Linked DNA regions of Homo sapiens: region 1 is linked to region 2. Evidence: read pairs that join two places in POLR2A ChIA-PET (ENCODE). Cell type or tissue: HepG2. All regions are shown on one strand.

Region 1 (8,000 bases), 65 kb before region 2:
TTGGGTCGGTGATCAAGAGGCTGTGAGATTTTCAGGTCTGGAGTGTGGGAGAGAGGTCACAGCTGGAGAGAGAACCTGGGAACCACCAGCAGAGGTGAATCCTGGTGCTATGGAAAGTAGACACAGATGACCCCAGGCTGAGAAGTGAGCTCCAGCCGCAAGACTTGGAGGCCATAAGGGCCAAAGGGTGACCTGCGGCAGGGGGTTGGAGGTTGAAGTTAAATCATGCCCCCACAAAATTTGTGTCCACTGGATGACTGGTGTCCTTATAAGAAGACAAGAGGTCGCAGAGACAAAGAGAAAAACGTTGTGAGGCAGAGACTAGAGTTATGCTGCCGGAAGCCAGAAAAGGCCTGGGGCTACTGGAAGATGCAAGAGGCAAAGAAATATTCTTCCCTGGAGCCTTCAGAGGGAGAGTGACCTTGCCAACCCTTGGCTTCAGACTTCTAACCTCCAAAACTATGAGAGAATACATTTCTGTCATTTTTATTTTATTTTATTTTTAAAAATAAGACAGAGTCTTTCTATGTTGCCTAGGCTGGCCTTAAACTGCTGGGCTCACGTGATCCTCCTGTTGGATACAATGAGTTCAAAATTTCTCTTCAAAGAATCAATATGTCAATATGTTCAGTTCTTTGTCCTCCATTTTAAAGTTTAACTTCCCCGTAGTTTCAGTAAACAACATTTCCCCCCAGTTTTAATCAGCAGTTCACATCTGTTCCCCTGGTTACCTGCTCTGCATCCTGACTCATCCCAGTCACCTGCTTTGACCTGAATCACCCCTGGTCACCTGCTCTGACCTAACTCACCTTTAGTTACCTGTTCCTAACTGTCCTTCCCACCAAACTACTCACCCCGCCACTGGTTGGTTAGACCTGGAGACCTGTGACTTACATACTCAGACCCACTCACCCTCTCCCACCCCCCAGGGGCAAAGAAAACTCACTGGAATGTCTTCCATCTGGAAAGAGTTCACATTTCCCAAAGCCTGCTCACACCCCTAAGTATCGTACCCATAATCCGTGCTTCTTATATTCTGAGTGTTTGGGCATAAGCAAGACCATTTTGCAGGCGGGAAATTTGATGTTCTGGGATGCCCTCATGAGATGCACCTGACTGGATGGGCTGTTGAGCTCCTCTAGCTTCTCTGAGTGGCCTCTGTTACCCCAATCTGCTCTTTGCTTCCCACATGTCAGGGGAAGTTCCTCTTCAGCTCCAGGGACTCTGGGATCCCCGAGGACCTGGCTGAGTTGAGTGGTAGCAGAGAGGGTGGGAGAGGCCCTGCTGAAGGGAGGGGAGACACCTTCCTTGGCTGAGCTGGAAGCTGAGAAATCAATGGCTGTACCTGCTATAGCTGCAGGAATGTGGCCTTGGGGTGTGACGAGCTCCTCCCCTCCCTCCTCTCCCTCCCCAACCATCTGGTTTGCCTGAGACTCAGGAGCTTCCTAGGACTCAGGATTTACAGTGCTAGCACCAGGAATGTTCCAGACAAATCCAGGCAAACTGGTCACCTTGTGTCCCCAGGCTCTGCAATCTCTGTTTCTCATCTCCAATCCTGGCCACTCACTGTTCTCTGAGCAGAGGCTCATTCCCATGCCTGAGCCAAGTTGTTCCCACACCTGAGCCACGCTTCCTACCCACTTTTACCTACTGATTCTGCTCTGCCTCCAGGTCCCACCATTCTCCCTCCAAGAAGCCACCCACTCCTCCAAATGGATGGCTTCCACCTGAACTGTCCTCAAAGTATGTCCCATGTTCCTCCCTGTGCTGCAGCCAGCTGCGCCTGCCTTTAGCTTTCCACAGGCCTGAGGACAACTCAAAGACTGGGTCTGTGCCTGCCTCCCCTGTCCCCCTAGCATCGGGCACACATCCTGGCTTGGCCTGAGTGGGACACCCTACCAACACTCTCTGAAAAGACCCAGGATGCACGGTGGGGTCTCTGTGACATCTAGACTCCAGGAGGAGAGCCAGCAAGAACAGGGTGGCCGAAGGAAAAGCTGGCCCTAAACGATATATTCATCCCTCTCTTAATCCCAACAACCCTACGGGGAAGTTAAAGTTATTATTATTACCACTATTTTACAAGGAAAACTAGAGTTCAACTATGTTAGTTAACCTGCCCAAATTCAAAGCTAGTAGCAGTGGTGCCTAAATTTGAGCCCAGTTCTTCCTTATTCCAGTGACATGCTCTTAACCACTATGATATGTTGATGAATTTTATAGAAACGCTTTCTGGGACAAGGCAAGGGCATGAATAAATAAAAAGCGGGGAGGAGCGGCAGGATGAATTTAAGGATGTAAACTGACACCAGCTAGGTATGAACTGAGCAGGTGTGTGGGCTGCATTATTTAACGTAAAAGATCAATAGCCCATTTTTTGTAGTCGCTCTGAGAAGAAGTAGCTTCTAATGCGTCCCCTTCAACCACTGCTCAAGAGAGTGGGAAAGGAGGGATGCAGAGGCAAATGACAAGGAGGGTGGGCAGGGCAGGCCACTGCTGAGAAAAGTCAGTGTAAGACCTGACCGAAGACACAGGCATGCGGTGGCTCACACCTGTAATGCCGGCACTTTGGGAGGTTGAGGCAGGCGGATTGCTTGAGCCCAGAAGTTCGAGACCAGCCTGGGCAACATGGCAAAACTCCATCTCTACCAAAAATATAAAAATTAGCCGGGTGTGGTGGTACACACCTATAGTCCCAGCTATTCAGGAGGCTGAGGTGGGAGGATCACCTGAGCCCTGAGGGGTCGAGGCTGTAGTGACCCGAGATCATGCCACAGCACTCCAGCCTGGGCGACAGAGTAAGACTCTGTCTCAAAAAGAGAGGAAAGAAAGAGAAAGGGAATGGAGGAAGGGAGGGAGGAAAGAAAGAAGAGAAAGAAAAAAGGAAAGGAATGGAAAGGAAAGGAAAATGAAAGAAAGAAAAGAAAAAAGAAAAGAAAAGAAATGAAAAGAGAAAAGGAAAGAACTGACCCAAAATGACAGCAAGATATTTTTGGAAGGTCTGCATAGGATTTCATAGTTACCCAAACCTCTGCCTCCTCCCTGCCATCCCAACTCCCAACAGTTCCCAGGGGCCTACCTACCAGAGTGTCTTAAAGCCCTCCAGCCTAGCTGGCTCTGGGTTAAGGCTCTGCCTCCAGAAGGCTCATGGGGAAAGGACATGGGGTACAGGGTGGGTGTCAAGGCCTTTGCCTACAGCCCTGAGGCTGCACACACAGCAGCAGAGCTGGGGCCTGGAGGCAGAGCTGGGACAGTGGGCGTCTGAAGCAGGAGTAGGGCCAGCCAGTGGCTAGAGGGCCTGGGGATCTCTTTGCAATTCTCCACCTCCCTGGGAGGGGGGCCAGAGGCAGATGAGAGTCCAAAGGTCAGATGGACACTTTGACTTCAGTGAGTCAACAGGGGAAGGGAGATTCCCTGGGGCCAGTTCCCACCCCAAGCTCAAATGAGTGTGAGGTTTCCTGCTTCCTCTTCAACCCCAACCCCTAGGCACCTGAGCTGGGGGCCCATGGTGTAGCAGATGGTGGCAGGCAGGAAGCCATTGAAGCTGGAGCTCATGGAGGACATGTAGGCACCCATGGAGGGGAAGACCAGCCAATCGCCTACATCCAGCTCGGGCAGCCGCACATCCTCCAAGAAGAGCCTGTCAAAGGCATCGCACATGGGACATAGAGGGTGCAGGGGAAGAGGGGCGGCTCTGAGCAGAACTCCTGTGTGACATAGGAAAGGGGGTCAGAAAAGACAGCAGGCTGGCCTATCCCACCCCCTTATCTGGAAGGCACTGAAAGACCCGGAAGGACACTCCCAGGGGCACACGGGTGTATACTGGCTGGGACCCATCCCTCCATGGCCCCTGCCCAGCCTGGCCAGGTCTGATGTGCCTACAAGTAAGGGCTCAGATTCCTCCTCTGTAAGTGGGGCTGTTGTCTTCAATAATTGCTATAAGGCAGCAGTTGAAAACTCAATTACCTAGAGGTCAAGCAGGTAACACAAATGAGTGAAATGGGCCAGGTAAGTCTTACAACAAACTGGAAAGTCAATGTCTGTCCAAAGGGGAAAGCCACTGAGGAAGTCCCGTTCCAGCAGATCACAGTGCCTGACATGCTAGACTAATTTGTTGAATTATTTGTTGCCTTGTTGTTCTGCAGGCCACGTATCATCAGATCTCTCAAATGTTTGAGAGGAGCTGAGAAAATCCAGGCTTTTATGAAATATGTCTAGATTTTTTAATATGGGCAACTAAAATTGAAAACTATTGTGGGAACCAAACAAACACAGGGTCTCCTACTGGTTCCTCCACATCCAGAACTCACTCCTTCCGATGAGAAGAGAGGCAAATACACACACGAAGACACACACCCAGAAACACTTCACACACGTACACACTCGCACATGCATGCAAACACACGTCACATACATGACCAAATGTGTGCACACACCAAGACGTTCACTGGCCGGGAGAAACAGTCAAGATATTTACAAAGCAGTGTGGCCCGGACACCAACCCATCACATTAGGAGACAACTGCTGCAGAGCTGGAGGAAGATCCTGTTGGCCCTACAGGGTCAGGTATTGAAGCTTTGTTGCCAGATCGTGGGAGGGACTGAGCAGCAAGAGTGTCGGCAGGGAGGCCCCTGGTGGACTCGGGGGAATAGCTCTTTAACCACCAGGAAGAAGGAATGGCTCTTAAGCCACCAGGGAGAAGAACTTCAATATTTTGGAAAACAACCCACGCCTTTGTGTTCTGGTGATCGCCCCTTTGCCTGAGGAGGCCTACATATCCAGCTGCTGCACACGCTCTGATCTGTGAGCACACATCATGTACGTGTCCACATGTGTTCTAAGCAGCAGGCCAGGACCTGCCTCTGGGGTCCAGCACAGCCACTGTTCCCAGTAGGGGAGGCACAAGGCACCTCAAGGTAAGGGACTAGACTCGGGGCTGGAGTGGCCCCCTTACCTTCACCACGATGGGAACCCTTGGGACAGGCTCTCGGTAGCAGAGGCGGAAGGAGCCATAGTGGCCATCTTTGAGATAATACACCAGCTTCCGGCTGCCTCCTGGGGAGTGCTCAGTCACTACTCTGACCCCCAGCTCCTGGGACAGAGCCCAACCCTCTGCCCTTCCTCTCCTCCAGGGCCTGGGGACACCTGGACAGTGGCATCCCCACCCAGTGCCATCCTGGCCCACCCACCGGGCTCCAGCACAGCCCTCTTGGCAATGATGTTGACAGCGGCCATGCAGACAGACTCCACATAGAAGCAGCCAGGCTCTGCGATGACCTTGACACCACGCTCCTCAGGGAGGTCCTGGGCCAGGGCAGCACTGATCACTCTCGCCAACTGGAATGGGGTGGAGGGACAGCAGGAAGAGGTTAACTCATCCAGCACGTGTTGATGTGCCAGCGCCTGTGCCAACGCCTTACCTGCATCAGTCCTTTCATCCCCGAGGCACCCTGCAGGTAGGCATTAGAATTATCCCTGTTTACCAAAGAGGAAACAGAAGTTGAGAGACAGGAGGTCACTTGTGTGGGGTTGCTGGCCACCAGGCTCCCTGAGAAGTCCAAAGGTGCAGCAATTTAATCTGATGCACCGTAAGAAGGCGAGTGTCTTGTGGACCCAGGGAATGTAAACTCCCAACTGTAACTGTAACTGTATTGGTGATGCTAACAAGAATTCTACATTCTACAGGAAAACATATACACATACAGACACACAGACACACAGAGAGGCACAGCCCCCAGACACCTTGCTGCAGCTGCAGTGGACACCCTGTGCCACCTCCCCTCAGCCTACCTGAGCTCATCTGCCCGTGCAAAATGATTTCCAGCCTCCAGCGCCTGCCTCCCTTTGCTTCTCATTCTGTGGGCTTTCTCCAGCACCCTCGGAAACTAGCTGGAATGTGAGGAAATTAACACCCCCAGACCACAGCCTTCAACCAAAGAAGGACAGGAGTTGGTGAATAAAGGACCAGCCCCATGTCCTCTAGTGGGATGATTCTGAGGTTCTACATTGTCCCCAGGGGGACTGGTGCAGCGGCCCACAGTGGTAACCAGCTCATAGATGAATTTTCTTTTGACTTTTCTCCCTTCTATCTCTCTTTCCTGACTTCCTCATTGGCGCTTCCACGGATCATCTCCAAAAAAACTACTTGTATCCAAGTGTTTGTCTCAGAGTCTGCTTTTGGGGGATATCAAAGCCAAGACATGCACATACACACATACCCACCTGTGCACACAGAGCACAGAGATACACCAGAGAGACCTAAACACACAGAGGTACATGCATGAACACAGACTCCCCACACACACCCATGCCTGGGCACACATGCGGACCTCCCTGAACACCCCCAGCGCCCGTACCAGCTCACCTCCTCAAACTTGGGCCCGGAGCCCTCCATTCCGGGGAAGCCCCCTCCAATGTCCAGGCAGCTCATATCATGCCCAGCCCTGTGGCCCATTTCCAACATGCACCGGCAGTCAGCGATAGCTTGTGTGAAGCTCTGGGGGGGTCTGGCAGTTGGAGCCCAGGTGGAAGCTAGCAGAGCCAGTGCATGTGACATGGTGAGAGATATGTACTGAAACACATGTTCCAAACCACAAAGCCACACAGACTGTGGATAACCGCAACAGAGACAGAGAGGCACAGTCACACATAAGGCATGAAGCCATTGGGCCAAATGCAGAAACAAAGAGCGGAAACATAACTGATTACACTGGCATAAGTGTGTGCTTTCAGACAGCTGCACACTCAGGCCAACGAGGCACCTACGAAGGGGCACTCACCCTGAGTATTCACACGTACACACACTTAGACACACACTGCCATGGAGCCCATGATCCCAGCACTGCCACGTGGGCTGCCCTTCCCCTCATGGACACTTCACAACAAGACACCAAACCCCAGGGCCTCAGAGCAGGGAGGCCCTGAGTAACCTTCACATCATATCCTGCCCCTTTAGACAGATGGGGTCTCACAGGCCCAGAGAGGGGCCACAGCTTGCCATGGGCCCCAACTGATTACACTTATGCCAGTGTAGTCAGTTATATTTCCAGCTGTTTGTTTCTGCATTTGGCCCCAGTGGTTTCGTGCCTTATGTGTGACTGTGTCTCGCTGTCTCTGTCGCAGTTATCCACAGCAAGGGAAGGACCAGAACCCAGGGCTCCTGGAGTCCTCAGGCGTCACTCACCTGGCTCCGACCACGGCCAACCCCAGGTCTCTGGCAGACGTGAGCAGGTGCCCACAGGCTTCCAGGCTGGCCCCGAACTTGGTGCTCAGAGGGAAGGTGCTCTGACTGTCCTGGGTCCTCAGCCGGAGGAGCAGTCCGGAGGAGGGACACCAAGGATAGGGAGGAGGCAGAGAGCACTTAGCCAGAGATGCCAAAGAGCCCAGGGCTTCTTATACCACCCCCACCCAGGCCCAGCTGATCCCCGCATCTGGGAGGTTTTCCAATGCCACCAAATCCATGCGGCCATCACACCAGCCCAACACACGTGTGTATACATCTACTCTTCCCCAGGTACAACCAGAGAAGGGAGGGTAGAAAAATGATAGTATTGGTAAGCACCTACTATGTGCCAGACAACATGCCCCCAAGTTGTAAATGAAGGAACCGAGTGTTAAAAATGTTAAAAGAGACTTGCCCAGGCGGGGCACGATGGCTCAAGCCTGTAATTCCAGAACATTTGGAGGCTGAGGCGGGTGGATCACCTGAGGTCAGGAGTTCGAGACCAGCCTGGCCAACATAGTGAAACCCCATCTCTACTAAAAATACAAAAAATTAGCCAGATGTGGTGGCAGGAGCCTGTAATCCCAGCTACTCCGGAGGCAGAGGCAGGAGAATCACTTGAACCCAGGAGGTGGAGGTTGTGGTGACCTGAGATTGCACCACGCACTCCAGTCTGAGCAACAAGAGAAAAACTCTGTCTCAAAAAAAAGAGACTTGGCTGGGCACGGTGGCTCACACCTGTAATCCCAGTACTTTGGGAGGCCAAGGCAGGCGGATC
Region 2 (8,000 bases):
TGCCATTGCACTCCAGCCTGGGCAACAAGAGTGAAACTCCATCTCAAAAATAATAATAATAATAATAAATAATTTTAAAAACTAAAGAAAATGTTAAAAATTAGACTTCTTTGAAATTAAGAATCACTGTTCATCAGAAGACAACATTAAGAGGGTGAAAAGATAAGACAGAGATTATGAGAAGATATTTGCAAAATATATATCCACCAAGGACTCACTTCCCATGTATCTGCTACAAATCAGCAGGGAAAAAACCTCCCAATTTAAAAATGGGCTAAAGAGTTAAATAGGCACTTTACACACAGCAAAAAAGGATATTCAGTAGTCCAATAAGCATATGAAACAGTGTCCAACGTCAGTGGTCATGAAGGAGATGCAGATTAAAATCACAAGATACTTCTATACCCCTGCTTTGGACCTCGGCTCACCCCTAACGGAAGTGCGTGACATTGGCTATCTTTCTATCATGGCCCTTGACACATTTACAACGTACACGTTTGTGTGGCTACTGGATTTACGTCCACCTCCTCCACCAGATCTCAGCCCCCTAATGGCAAGTGTGACATCTGCTGCTGATCCTTGTGTAAACAAGGCCTGCTATAGAATAGGTGTGTGACGCACCGCTAGTGGATGAATGAATGAAGGAATGAAAAAGGCACTATCATTGCCATTTTACAGATCAGGAAACTGAGTCTCCTTTGTTTGAGAAATTTGTCCAAAGTCCCATTACTCGCCTGTGGTTACTATTGCACTTCAGGGTTCAGATCCTACTAGGGAGTAGATGAGTTGTCCTGCCTTGGTTACTGAAAGTTCTAAAGACTCTCAGTGGGGGTGGCATCTTATTCAGATGTTCCTAGGTGATCTGAACAGAAAAGCCTTGTAAGTATAGTAAGATGAGGGCGTGGCTCAGGCTGATCTGTCCTAGGCACAAGCCAAGTTAAGATTTTGTTGTTGTGGTCCAATTCAGGAAGAGACCTGCCTAGTGGACATTCTGGTTTTCTGCTCAGGGGAGAGTCAGGGTGAAGGAGGTCACAGTGTCCTCCCTTGCACCTCTCTGAGCAGCCACTGGCATGGTGTAGCCTGATTTCCGTGTGAGACATCCACACATTCACAAACACAATTTTAGATACCACTCCTAGGTGTATACCCAAGAGATATGAAAACAGATGTTCAAATAAAAACCTGTGCATGCATGTGTACAGCAGCATTTTTCGTAACAGTTAAAAAGTGAAACAACCCAATAATTTATCAAAGGACGATGAATGGACAAACAAAATGTGGATATTCATACAGTGGAATATTATGCAGCCATAGAAAGGAATGAAGTAGGCTGGGCGCAGTGGCTCATGCCTGTAATCTCAGCACTTTGGGAGGCTGAGGTGGGCGGATCACGAGGTCAGGAGATCGAGGCCATCCTGGCTAACACGGTGAAACCCCGTCTCTACTGAAAATACAAAAAAAACCCAAAAAATTAGCCAGGTGTGGTGGCAGGCGCCTATAGTCCCAGCTACTCCAGAGGCTGAGGCGGGAGAATGGCGTGAACCCGGGAGGCAGAGCTTGCAGTGAGCTGAGATCGCGCCACGGCTCTCCAGCCTGGGCAACAGAGCAAGACTCTGTCTCAAAAAAAAATTAAAAAAAAAAAGAAAGGAATGAAGTAGTGCAATATGGATGAACCTTAAAAACATTATACTAAGTGAAAGAAGCCAGACAAAAAAGGTCACAGAGTGTATGATTCCATTCATATAAAATATCCAGAATAGGCAAACCCACAGAAACAGGAAGCAGATTAGCGGTTGCAAAGGCTGAGGGGAGCGGGAATGGGGAGTGATTGCTTCATTGATATGAGGTTTTCTTCTGGGGTGAGGAGAATGTTTTGGAACTGGATAGAGGCGATGGTTGCTTAACATTGTGAATGTACTCAATACTACTGAATTGTATCTTCAAAATGGTAAATTTTGTTATGTGAGGGGAACCCTGGCTCTAACTCAGAACCCCCTGCAGCATGGGGCAAAGGCACAGAAAAGTGGGGTGAATGGATATCGAATGTCAGTCCATCGAATGCATTGCTGTGTGCAAGTATGCTCATGTCCATGTGTGTACACATGCTATGTGCACGTGTGTGCATATGTGCATGCATGCATGTGTGTGTGAATCTGTGTGTGTGTGTGTGTGTGTGTGTGGTGGGAGGGCACTTGGGCCAGTAGTAGGCCATTGAGACCAGAGGGAAAGAGGCATTCTCAAAGAGACCACCACAGACTCTTCTTCTGTGAGGACCTGGACCAGAGCTCCTAAGGGCCATTGGGCCAAGACAGGAAACAGACGTTAGCTGTCAAATTGCCTAAAACTACCCCTTATTTTACTAATGAGAAAAGCCAGGCCAGAAGAGTTCTACCCCTTGCCCAGGGCCACACTGCAAGTCAGTGGCACTGACTTAAACCCCAGCCAGCTCTCCAGGATTAAGGTCCATGTTTTCCACTTGAGGTGTGACTAGGGTCCTAGGTTTCACCCGGCGTGGGGCGGGGGGGCGGGTCCTCCCACTTTGGGCACCCAGCCCTGAGGACACCCAACAGTGCCAGGCCTCCATCCACCGCCCTCTGGCTGCTCAGCAGATCCTGGATCCTGGTGGTTCGGGGGCATGTTCCAATGTACTTCAACAACAGCAAACATTTACAGATGTCTGCTCTCTGCCAGTCCCCAGGGAGTGGAAGGTGACAGAATGCATCAGTTATGATTCCTCCCCAAACTTGTGCAATCCCTAGGCTTGTGGGGGCATTAGGTAAACAATCTCACCAGAGTCAAGAGGCCAACAAGGAGGCAAAGGTCCCTGAGAGGGCATCTCGACTGCTATCAAAGAGGAAACTGAGTCTCAGAATATCCCTGACCTGGCTGAGGCCACCCAACCCAGATGCAGCTGAGCCTAGAATTTGAACCTGATAACCTACAGGTCACATTTGGCAGGCTTCCAACCAGGGGAAGGTCTTGTGATTCACAGCAATATCCTGTCCCTGAATAAAGAATCTTATCACAAGTCCCTCAAATCTTACGTGACTTCCTCCAACTGTTGACGTGCTGATTAATATGTAACCTACTGACATGGAAAAGGACACTGATTTGTGTCTGAATCATGAAGTTTACTGGCTTACATGTAGAGCATTTTCTTCCATGTGATATAACCTGTTGTCAATCATTGTAACCTCTGTATCGTGCCCTCCAAAGAGAAAGGGCAAATCTGAAATGAGGAACCCCCTGCCCCTTTTCCTAAACTTTCTTATAAAAGCAATCCCACTCGTTACAGACTTGGAAAGATGCCTAATTGTGTTGGTGTGTCTTCCAGGTCAATCTTCACATTTGGTTTCTGACAAACTTTTACCAAATTACTTCTGCCTCAACAGCCTTAATTTCAGTCAACAAACCCAACATATTTGAGTCCAAACCCATGCTTTTAGAATATAGAAGGTAGCAGAGCACAGAGTGTGGACTTAGGTGTCACCTAGACTTGTGTCCAAATCCTAGGCTCAGAACCTTATTGGCTGTGTGCCTTGGGTGACACTTCTCCTTGCCTTAGTTTTCTCATACATGAAATAGAACCATGAATATGTCTACTTCAGGGAGTGGGTGGGAGAGTTAGTTGAGATAACACATGGAAGTGGTTGAGCCACTGTCTGGCACATAACAAGTGCTCAGTAAGTATGAACTGTTTACCTTATGCCCTCAACCCGCCAGCCCCAGACTTTTCAGACTGTAAGAGAGGGTAGAGGCCAGGTGGCTACTCCAGGATCTTCCAAGGGGCACAAGTCAGGTCCCTCTTCCAGGCTGACCTTGTGTACAGGAAAGACTTTAAGCTTGCCAAAAAGAGTTCTGGCCTTTGTCCTTGGTAAGTAATCTCTGTTTGTCTGGGGATCTTGGGCTATCCAGATAGCAACATTTTGATGTAGAGTGGGAAGACCAACCACATGATTTAGGGTAGGAGCTCTGGGTCACACTATCTCAGTTGACCTGGAGACTGAAATCAACCACATGGGCAATCAGTCAATGATGCCTGCATAATGGAGGCCCAATAAAAACTCTGAACTCCAGAGCTCAGGAGAGCCTCCATGGTTGACAATACTCCATGCACATCATCATACATGGATGCTGGGAAGTAACGCATCCTGGCTTCAGGGAGAGAGGACAGTGGGAACTCTGCATCTGATACTTCCCTAGACTCTGTTCTGTGCACATCTTCCCTTAACTGATCTTAATCTTTATCCTTTCCCTGTAATAAACCATAACTCTCAGCCCAATAGCTTTCAGTGGATTCTGTGAGTCCCTCTAGTGAATAATAAAACTTAAGGATGGTTTTGGAAATTCCTGGACTTGCAATTGGTGTCAGAAGTGAAGGTGGGCCTGGCCAACATGGTGAAACCCCGTTTCTATTAAAGATACTAAAAATTAGCCTAAAATTAGCCAGGTGTGGTGGTGGGTGCCTGTAATCCCAGCTACTCGGGAGGCTGAGGCAGGAGAATCACTTGGAAACAGAAGGCAGAGGTTGCAGTGAGCTGAGATCGCACCACTGCACTGCAGCCTGGGCAACAGGGTAAGACTGTCTCAAAAAAAAAAAAGAAGATGAGAGGGTGGTTGGCTGGGCATGGTGGCTTATGCCCATAATCCTAACATTTTGGGAGGCCAAGGTGGGTGGATTGCTTGAGCCCAGGAGTTGGGGACCAGCCTGGGCAACATGGCAGAACTTCATCTCTAGCTAAAAAAAAAAAAAAAAAAGGAAGAGAAGAAGAAGTGAGGGTGATCTTGTGGACTGTGTTCCCTCTCAGCTATATAGTTGGCCAAACGCTTGCACCCTGGCATGTTAAACAAATGAGAAAGTGACCGGGTTGTCCAGAACAGCTCATGGTCAAAGAAAATGTATCCAAACCCTGCACGGAGTGCTTTAAGTGCTGTGTGTCTCTATGTCTCTCCAGCAAGTCTGTGGGGTAGGAGCTCATCATCCCTTTTACAGACAAGGAAGCTGGGGCTCAAAGAGGTGAGGTAAGGGGAGGAGCCGGATGTGAGCCCGGGCCTGCCTGACTCCACACTCAGGATCTGACCACCATATGGTACTGTCCTCTCCCAAGGGCCCTTCTACGCTCACAAGCTAAGATGTCACTAGTCTGGGACCTCTTGAGAAGTCAAATGGAGAAAGGCTGAGCCTTTTCAGAGCAGGGTGGTATCAGGCCTCTTTGGTGACCCCATGACAACATCTTCATCACTCTCAACAGCCTGATCACAGTACTTGGCCCTGCGTCAGGACTTGCAAACACAAATGACTTCATGGGCCAGACAGGTCCCTTAAAGGGTGAAACACCAGGTGAACACTGAGGAGGAGCAGTGGGAAGTGGGGCAGATGGAGAAGGTGCTCCGTGGCCAGGTATCACAGTCTGTGTTGAGTTCTTGTTTGATTTTTTTTTTTCAGAAGCAGAGTCTGTTGTCCAGGCTGGAGTGCAGTGGCACAATCATAGCTCACTGCGGCCTTGAACTCCTGGGCTCAAGCGACCCTCCCACCTCAGCCTTTCAAGTAGCTGGGACTACAGGCACACGCCACCATGCCCAGCTAATTTTGGTATTTTTTGGTAGAGGCGGGGTTTTGCTATGTTGCCCAGGCTGGTCTCAAGCTCCTGGCCTCAAACAATCTTCCCACCTTGGCCTCCACAAGTATTGGGATTACAGGCATGAGCCACTGCGCCCTGCCTGTTCTTGTTTTTTTATACACAGCGAGGGCCAAACCAGACATGCCTTTGGGGCCCAGCCTGTGACCTCTGAACCACATAACCCTGCCCTTCTCCCTTCTGCAGCTTCACCCCAAACCGCAGAGCTCCAGCCCCTACACTTTGCACCGGCGCTGTCCTCTCCCTGCAGAGCCTCTACAGGTGCTGTTCCCTGCCTGCACTCTCCCCAGGCTCTGTGCCCCTCTGGGCTCTCACCATTTCTGCAAGTCTCAGCTTCACAGTCATTTCTCAGAATTGTCCTCTGACCCTGCACACCTCAGTAAATAGAGCTCAGGCCTCTTGACCCAGCCCAGGGCTCCTCCTCTCCCAATTCCTTTATAAACTCACCACTCCTGCCCCCAGGCTTTCCCATGGCTGCTGCAGAATCAACTAATGTTCATTCAGATGGTCAGCCAGTCAATCAAGAAACCCGACGCTTGCTGAATACCTTCTCTTTATCAGGCTCTGTTCTAGGCACTGGGAAACTATAAACAACAAAGATAGATTCTCACCCTCATCGACCACATGAGGAGTCAGAGAATATAAATAGATACATAATTACACCCAGTAACAAAGGCCATGCAGACCTGGGCAACATAGTGAAACCTCATCTGTACTAAAAATAAAAATAAAAAAATTAGCCAGGTGTGGTGATGTGTGCCCGTAGTCCTAGCTACTCAGGAGACCAAGGCAAGAGGATCGCTTGAGCCTGGGAGGTTGAGGCTGCAATGAGCTATGATACCACCACTGCACTCCAGCCTGGGTGACAGAAAGATTCCATCTCAAAACAAGAAGGAAAAAAGGCTATGCAGAGAATACAGAATGGGCTAATTAGACTAGGGGTCAGGGTCTCCATCTCCCTCTTCTGTTTCGAATTCCTTTCTCTGTACACTAGCAGGTTTGCTATAGGGATTAAAGCTCCTTGCTCCAAGGAGGGGCACATAGAACTGTTCCATAAACATTGGCTCCTGTTATCATTTTCCCCCCACATCCTGCCATCTGTCATTCACAGCCACCTCCAGAGGGGCAAAAGGCAGGTGTCCCTGGAGGGAGAGGAAAGACTAAGGTGACCTCATCGGTCAGCCTAGCCTTCTGTCTTAGTACCTGAGGACTGATAGCCGGGGAAAGGAAGGGGCTATATCTTCTTTGGCCCCCACTCTCCCCAGCATGGTGCTAGGCCCTTTACAGACGTGCTCTCACTGACACAGGCAGCATGCCATGGGGTGGATGCTACTACAATCTCCATTCTGCAGATGGGGAAACTGAGGCCCAGAGAGTCCCTAGCAGCTGGGGGGCAAAGCTGAGAGATGAGAACTTAGAGGATCTCGGCTCTGAAGCCCATGTTCTTCCTGGAGCCTGGCAAGCTTCCAGAATCACCACAGCCGCAGATGGTAGCAATAACAAAACAAAACAACAAAACACTGAAGGCAGCATAGGTGCCCATCAATTGAGGATTAGTTACATAAACAATGGAATATTCATTCCATAGAATCCTATGCTGCTGCTTGAAAAAAGTCAAGTAGATAAATGCTTTTCATACTCCTGTACTGTTTAAGTGGGGCTTTATTTAAAAACAATAAACCTGCAGCCAGGTGTGGTGGTTCACACCTGTAATCCCAACACTTTGAGAGACCGAGGCGGGCAGATCACTTGAGGTCAGGAGTTTGAGAGCAGCCTGCCCAACATGGTGAAACCCTGTCTCTACTAAAAATACAAAAAATAGCCGGGCATTGTGGCGCATCCCTGTAATCCCAGCTACTCGAGAGGCTGAGGCACAAGAATCACTTGCACCTGGGACGCAGAGATTGCAGTGAGCCAAGATCGCACCATTGCACTCCAGCCTGGGCAACAGAGTGAGACTCTGTCTCAAAAAAGAAAAAGTAAAAACAAACAAACCATAAACTTGCATTATATCTAAAATTATTTTAAAGTGGATATGAGGCCTGGCGCAGTGGCTCATGACTATAATCCCAGCATTTTGGGAGGCTGATGTGAGTGGATCACCTGAGGTCAGGAGTTTGAGACCAGCCTGACTAACATGGTGAAACCTGGTATCTACCAAAGAAAAATAATAATAATAGAAAAGTTAGCCAGGCATGATGGCATGCGCCTGTAGTCCCAGCTACTCGGGAGGCTGAGGCATAAGAATCGCTTGAACCTGGGAGGCAGAGGTTGCAATGAGTGGAGATCGCACCACTGCACTCCAGCCTGGGCAACAGAGCGAGACCCTGTCTAAAAATAAAATTAAATTAAAAATAAATC

Evidence for each region. ChIA-PET counts read pairs that join two places held together with the same protein. Peaks named below come from ENCODE experiments on the same cell type or tissue, not always from the same donor. Only the 100,000 strongest peaks of a DNase experiment are listed, where the experiment ranks them.
Region 1: POLR2A ChIA-PET joins it to region 2 with 12 read pairs; 6 of 35 experiments call an interaction of 5 or more read pairs at or near these places.

Annotation. Positions count from the first base shown.
Region 1 is chr1:31,504,771-31,512,770 of GRCh38, reverse strand. It overlaps the pseudogene LDC1P. Among named protein-coding and RNA genes, the nearest start is that of LINC01226, 9.7 kb to the left of the region's middle. RefSeq lists enhancers at 3,171-3,300, 4,622-5,121, 4,539-5,738. In HepG2, a CTCF peak has its summit at 4,622 (motif pointing left); DNase peaks (open chromatin) are centred at 690, 1,400, 3,350 and 4,620; H3K4me3 peaks cover 314 bases.
Region 2 is chr1:31,439,965-31,447,964 of GRCh38, reverse strand. All of the region lies in intron 1 of LOC124903900 (a long non-coding RNA gene), which reads left to right. LOC105378625 (a long non-coding RNA gene) reads right to left here and starts at 2,111. Exons shown (of 4, transcript XR_007065578.1): 1 at 1-2,111. In HepG2, a CTCF peak has its summit at 567 (motif pointing left); DNase peaks (open chromatin) are centred at 544, 3,024, 5,514, 5,814 and 1 weaker place.